2 separate regions of the Mus musculus genome follow, and region 2 is linked to region 1. Evidence: chromatin loops called from intact Hi-C (ENCODE). Cell type or tissue: gastrocnemius. All regions are shown on one strand. Links, peaks and the distances in the headings refer to the core of each region. The heading gives the core; the rest is flanking DNA.

Region 1 (2,915 bases), core at 289-2,788:
TCAGTGTGGCTGTCTCCAACTACCAAAGTGCTGTCCTGAAACAGAGTCAGGAAGAGAAGCCCACAGTAAACATGGAGAACCAGAAGCCAGCAATTACTCCCAAACCTAGAATGGGATAGAGGTCAGAGACTTGTCTATAATCGATTGAATTGCTGTCTGTTCTTTTTACTTAAAGAACCTAGAAGGTTTCTGGTAGTTACTGTCCAGTGGTTAAAACAAAGAAACAAACAAACAAACAACCCCGGGAGTTTCAGTTTTAGGAAGTAGTGAGACAAAAGCAAACTTGTTCGGGAGGGATTGGGAGTGGGGGTGGGGGTGGAGTACCTCTATCATGTGATTTACAGTTAAGATTGAGGGAGGGGGTGCTTTGCTGAACTCAGGAGTCTCCACCCATTCCTGAGGAAATATTGGGTTAATGGCTGCTGGGGGAGGGGAAGATATTTTCCTCAATGGTATAGCCACTGGCCAGGTGCCCATGAACCTGTAAACCTTTTCCCAGTGTTCAGGTAACTATCCCTAAGTATGTTGGTACACACACACACACACACACACACACACACACACACACACACACAGCCTCAACAGAGGAAGAGAACCAGCAGGATCCGGTTTGTCAGGAGGGTATGGGGTGAATATGATCAAAATACATTATGCACGTGTGAAAACGTTACAATGAAACCCATCACTGTACATTTAAATATATAATAACGAAAACTTTTAAAATGTAAACTTTCAGCAGGGCGAGGTGATGCGCGCTGTTGGTCGCAGCACTCCGGAGGCAGGTTTGCATGAGCTACGGGCTAGCTCAGTCTATATAGGGAAACTCTTGTTTTTATTTTTTAAAAGAAAAAGTAAACTTGTATTTGGTTATATCCCATGGATGGCAGCCACCCAACGAATAGGTAGCATTGGTGATTTAGATCCTTGAAACTGTAATATACCTAAATTTATTTATAATATACCTAAAATTATTATCCTGAGACTAAAAATTGGAAGCCAAACATGAAATCTCTGCCTGATCCACTCCCTAAATTCAGAAATAGGATGCAGGGCTCTCTATAGGTGGTAAGGTTAGCTTTGGAGAGTATTCTGGACGTTCCCAAACAGGTGTCGCTCAAAATGACACCTCATGGAAAAAAAAAAAAAAAAGGAAACATCAAAGCTAGTATAGAAGTTGCCGGCGGTGGGTGGACGGGCGAACTTCGGGAAGAGGTTTCTCCTGTGCATAGTAGATATTGCGGTTGTAGCTGCTAGCCTCTTTGTTGGCTGCTCAGATCCCGCGCTCTCCTAGCCAAGGATCTTTTTATCATTGTAGGGCGAACACGGCCAACTTTTTCTATTTCGGAACTGTTGCGCGCCTGCCTCTGGGTGTCACTCGGAAGCCGTAGAAGACCAGCCCCAGGCTCTTCCAAGTTCCCGGGGTCAGGACCGGAGGCAGGCAGGATTTAAGGGGATCCAACATCAACAGAAAGAACTGTGTGACTGAGCATCGTCTCTGTGCGCGGCTCCGATCCACCGAGAAGTGCCAGAGAAGGAAGGCGGCCTCCTGGCCACCGGGTTCCCGGCGTCCTAAAGAGGATTGGTGGCTGGGCACCTGGGTGAGAGCCGCAGCCAGCCTTCTGGCTTGGCGTGACTGCAGCAGTAGAGGTAGCCTGCGTGCCACAGCCGCTTCTATGCAGAGCTCTGGTCCCACGGAGACCAGCAGCATCAGGGGAGAACCGATGCTTTGTCATTGTGGATCCGATGGCGCCACAAAAGATCGGGACCAGAAAACTGCAGAGCGCAGTGTGGGAAAGTGGTTCACGCATGCGCAGAACCAAGTTTACAGTCATGGGTGGAGTCTGCAGATTATGGGAGGAGCGGAGTGAAGAGACTCAATTTGTCTGAGCTCTGTGACACACTTGTCGTCTCCCACATGGTCTAGCGGTTAGGATTCCTGGTTTTCACCCAGGCGGCCCGGGTTCGACTCCCGGTGTGGGAACGCCAATATCTTTTAGAATAAAGACACTAGGTTCACAGAAGACACTGGATTCACACTGCCCTGACTTGAGAAGTGAGTTTTTAGAGTTTATATCCCATTCTCTGAGCCGCAACGCCACAGAAAGAGACTTAAGAGAAACGGCATACAGGGCTAAAGTGATGGCTGGGAAGAAAGAAAACGAGAGATCGCACACCCCTCCCCTGGCATTTGGACTCGACCAAAGAAATCGAACTCTTTGACAGAAAGGGTGCAATTTAGGGGGATTATAGACTCGGAGGCTGCATGAACCTGTCTGAACGAGATTCAGACGTCTCACTTAACTGGGGTTAAAAGGAAAGAGGAAAACGAGATCTACAGACAGGAAATAGATTCAGGGACGGCCCCTCGCTCTTGTTGCTGGAAGACCCGCATAACAACCAAGCTGCACATCTCCTACATATTTGTGAGGAGCCTAGGTCTAGCCTATGCTAGCTCTTTGGTTAGTGGTTCAGTCTCTGCGAGGCCCAAGGATCCACGCTAGTTAACTTTATGTTGGTCTTCCTGTGGAGTTCCCATCCCCTTCCGAGCCCTCGATCCTTCCCCTAAATCTTCCACAAGACTCCCGGGGCTGCATCTGATGTTTGACTGTGGGTTTCTGCATCTGTTTCCATGGGCTGGGGGTGGAGCCTCTCCGTGGACAGCTATGCTAAGCTCCTGTCTGCAACATGACCGTGTGTGGGCGGCCTTGTCTGGCCTCCGTGGGAAAGGATGCGCTAGTCCCGCAGAGACTTGATGTGGGGTAGGGGGGCGGGAAGGGGAGGAACCCAGGGAGACGTCCCCATTCCCAGAGGAGAAGGGGATGGGGGAATGGGCCGGGTGGGGGAGCTGTAGTAGGGGAACTGGGAGGAGAGGGTGGGTCAGGTATTGGGAGGCAAAGTGAATAAATAATTAAATT
Region 2 (2,915 bases), core at 113-2,612, 65 kb after region 1:
TAGGTGGGAATCCCTAAAACAGAAAATAAACCATTTCCTGAGCTCCTTATACAACTGAATGTCCACTCAGTTCACACTCAAGTTTCCTAGAAATGAACGTTGCAGATTAACTTCCTTTCTGTTAAACAAAAAGATTATGTTAACCCCGTTGCACCTATAATATAACTCGGGCATTTCCCCGGAGTGTGGGATGCAATTACCATAAATACCTTGCAAGGGGACCTGGCCAGTCAGCTTCTCACAGGTCACCACAGAGCTACCGAGTCAGAGGCACAGGAAATCAACATTTTGAGAAGTGAAAACTAATTTCCAGAGGGGTCATAGACAGCAAGGGCTTTTAGGAGTCAGCCAGTCTGATCTGTCAATACTTCATGGAGCAACTGGACTCAAGTTTAAAGCCAAAAACAGTCAGCGGAGGAGCAGGGACCTGAATCTGAGCATCGGGGTTTTCAGTACTCCTCCACCTTGCCACAGCGAATGGGAGAGCTAGTTAACACAAGGAGAAAGGTAACATTCAATGAGAGGAGCCGGGAACTGGTGAGAGAACAGTTGAGCTTATATTTAGACTGAGGTCTGTTCCCTCTGTCATTAACTGATCCTAAAGGGTGTGGGGACAGCTGCCCATCACTGGGACATAACCTAGGAACACTTAATCCTTGTGAAGGAGGGGCTGCGGAGAAGAACCAGCCTCACCACTTCCACAGTGTGGTTTTCAGTGCCATAACCCCTTCGTTTGCAAGCTTTCAAGGGACAGAAAAGAGTTAGAAGGTTTTAGAGAGAAAGATCAATACAAGAAAAACTTGGAGGAAGAACTCGAAAAGGTCAAGCTGGGGGCTGGGCACAGGTGCAAAAACTTGGACTGTTATAAAGGCTGGGTATAGACGTCATAGAGGAACAACGAAGCTGAGACGCTGCCCTGTGCGCAAGCGCATTGAGCAAGTAAGCGGTAATGGGAAATGCCCAGCACAGGATGGGGTTGGGGTTGGGGTTGGGGTTGGGGCTGGGCGCTCCTGGAGCTCAGCAGGAGTTTCGGTGAACTGTGGTTTTCATTGTCACGTCCTGCTCTGTTATGTCAGAGCTGTGGAAAAGCTCCTGTTTCAGGAACTATTTCCTGTTTGGGGTCCTTTCATGGGAAAATAAGAAAATGCAGCCTTGTCTTCTCTGGTAGAGCTGTGGAACAGCTTAGCTTTGTTAAGGAGACCTTGTGCCTTGCAATGAAGTGGAATGTGCCTTGTCATCATTTCATTCTTTGAAATCATGTTAGTGTCTGTGTATGGGTTCAAGGGTGGGGGGATGGTACCCATGGAGATCAAAAGAAGGCATCAACTTCTCTATAGACCTGAAGTCGCAGGCAGTTGTCAATGCCTGTCCTGGCAACAGAACTCGGGTCCTCTGCAATAGCTGTACACACTCTTAACTCCAGTGGCCCAGTCAGCGTATTGTACATGTGCCTTGGTAAAGGGAACCAACAATTGCCATTAATTAGGACTACTATATTGGTCCTATAAAAATAACCCATGGTTCCAGGATAAAAGCTTCACAAACTGGCACCTTCCCAGCCTGCTGCGATGCATCCCGAATGGAAAGCAAGAATGAAAGCAGGAACAGCCTTGGCTATGATCAGATGCTGGACCGCACATGGCTGCTAACCTTGAATTCGGTGGCTTCAGAGCAAGCTAGAAAAGCAGGTCCAACCTGTCACACTGGGAGGAGAGTGTGTGCTCTCTTGTTCTCTTAGCATGTCTGGAGATTGCGTTGGGTTAATGTTTGACTTCTGTTCTTTACTATCTTAGACCTCAATTTCCCCACATACATAAGGGAGGGCAAAAAAGGCAACACTTTCTCAGAAACACAAGTAGTATAGACTCTTCCTCTTGGAAGGGAAGGCAAAATGGTGAAAAATTCAAGGTCGGCAACATGTGGCCCCATAGACACAATTTGAGCCACTAGTACAGGTCATACAGATGTTAATTTATCTAAGAGCCACATAAAACCTAAGGTGAAATTAATTTTAATGCCATGTTTCATCCTATATAATATAGCTCAGATATTTTAACAAATAATAGCTTTTTAAGTAAAAATATTTTATTATATTGTATGTGTGTTAATATGTATGATGTGTGTGTGAATGTGTGTGTTCATGGGCTATAGTGTATGTGGGGTCAGAGGACAACTTTAAGGTGCTGGCTTTCTCCTTCTACTGTGACTTTCAGTATTAAACTCAAGCTACCCGGCTTTCAAGACAAATACCTTTACCTGCTGATCTATCTCACTAGCCCATAATTAATATTTTAAAAAATCAGTGCTACTTCAGAGAGGTGGCTCAGTGGTTAGGAGTGCTTGCCCCTCTCCCGGAAGTTCCTACTTTGTTTCCCAGAACCCACACTGGGAGGTTTACAAACTTCTATAACTCTAATTTCAGGGGGCCTGATGCCCTCTTCTGGCCGCTGTGAGTACTTACACTCATTTGAGGTATACACACACACACACACACACACACACACACACACACACACACACACACACAAATAATGCGATTTCAAAAATTATTAGTGTGATTTGTTACATTCTTTTCACTATACAAATCATCAAAATCTATATTTTACACACACCACACATCTTAATCGAGATGAAGCAAACTTCAGGGCATGGTAGCGCTGTATGGCCAACATCTACTCTACTGGGAAGGATGGCTCTAAAGAAAGTTTGAACTAACCTGGAAATGACTTACTCTTAAGAAGATTACTTAAACACCCCGTGCCTCAGTTTCTACATCTGTAAGATAGGAATAATAACAGTAGTAACTTTAGTGCAGGTGTATTTTAAGACCCTAGTGTAAAGCCGAGTATGGTGGCACATGCCTTTATTTAGTCCCTGCACTTAGGAGGGAGGCAGAGGCAGGTGGATCTCTGAGT

The links. Hi-C counts contacts between places; a loop is a spot of excess contacts. Peaks named below come from ENCODE experiments on the same cell type or tissue, not always from the same donor. Only the 100,000 strongest peaks of a DNase experiment are listed, where the experiment ranks them.
Region 2: a loop joins it to region 1, with 2.4 times the contacts of the local background. A loop is called at or near these places in 2 of 42 quality-filtered maps.

Annotation. Positions count from the first base shown.
Region 1 is chr14:76,150,865-76,153,779 of GRCm38, forward strand. It overlaps n-TEttc6 (a tRNA gene), which reads left to right and starts at 1,910; the gene lies at 1,910-1,981. In gastrocnemius, for the core only: a CTCF peak has its summit at 1,371; DNase peaks (open chromatin) are centred at 496, 831, 1,463, 1,857 and 1 more place; H3K4me3 peaks cover 2,032 bases; H3K27ac peaks cover 2,025 bases.
Region 2 is chr14:76,216,362-76,219,276 of GRCm38, forward strand. No RefSeq gene overlaps it. Among named protein-coding and RNA genes, the nearest start is that of Gm41214, 13 kb to the left of the region's middle. In gastrocnemius, for the core only: no CTCF peak of the experiment used is centred there; no DNase peak of the experiment used is centred there; H3K4me3 peaks cover 1,878 bases; H3K27ac peaks cover 2,041 bases.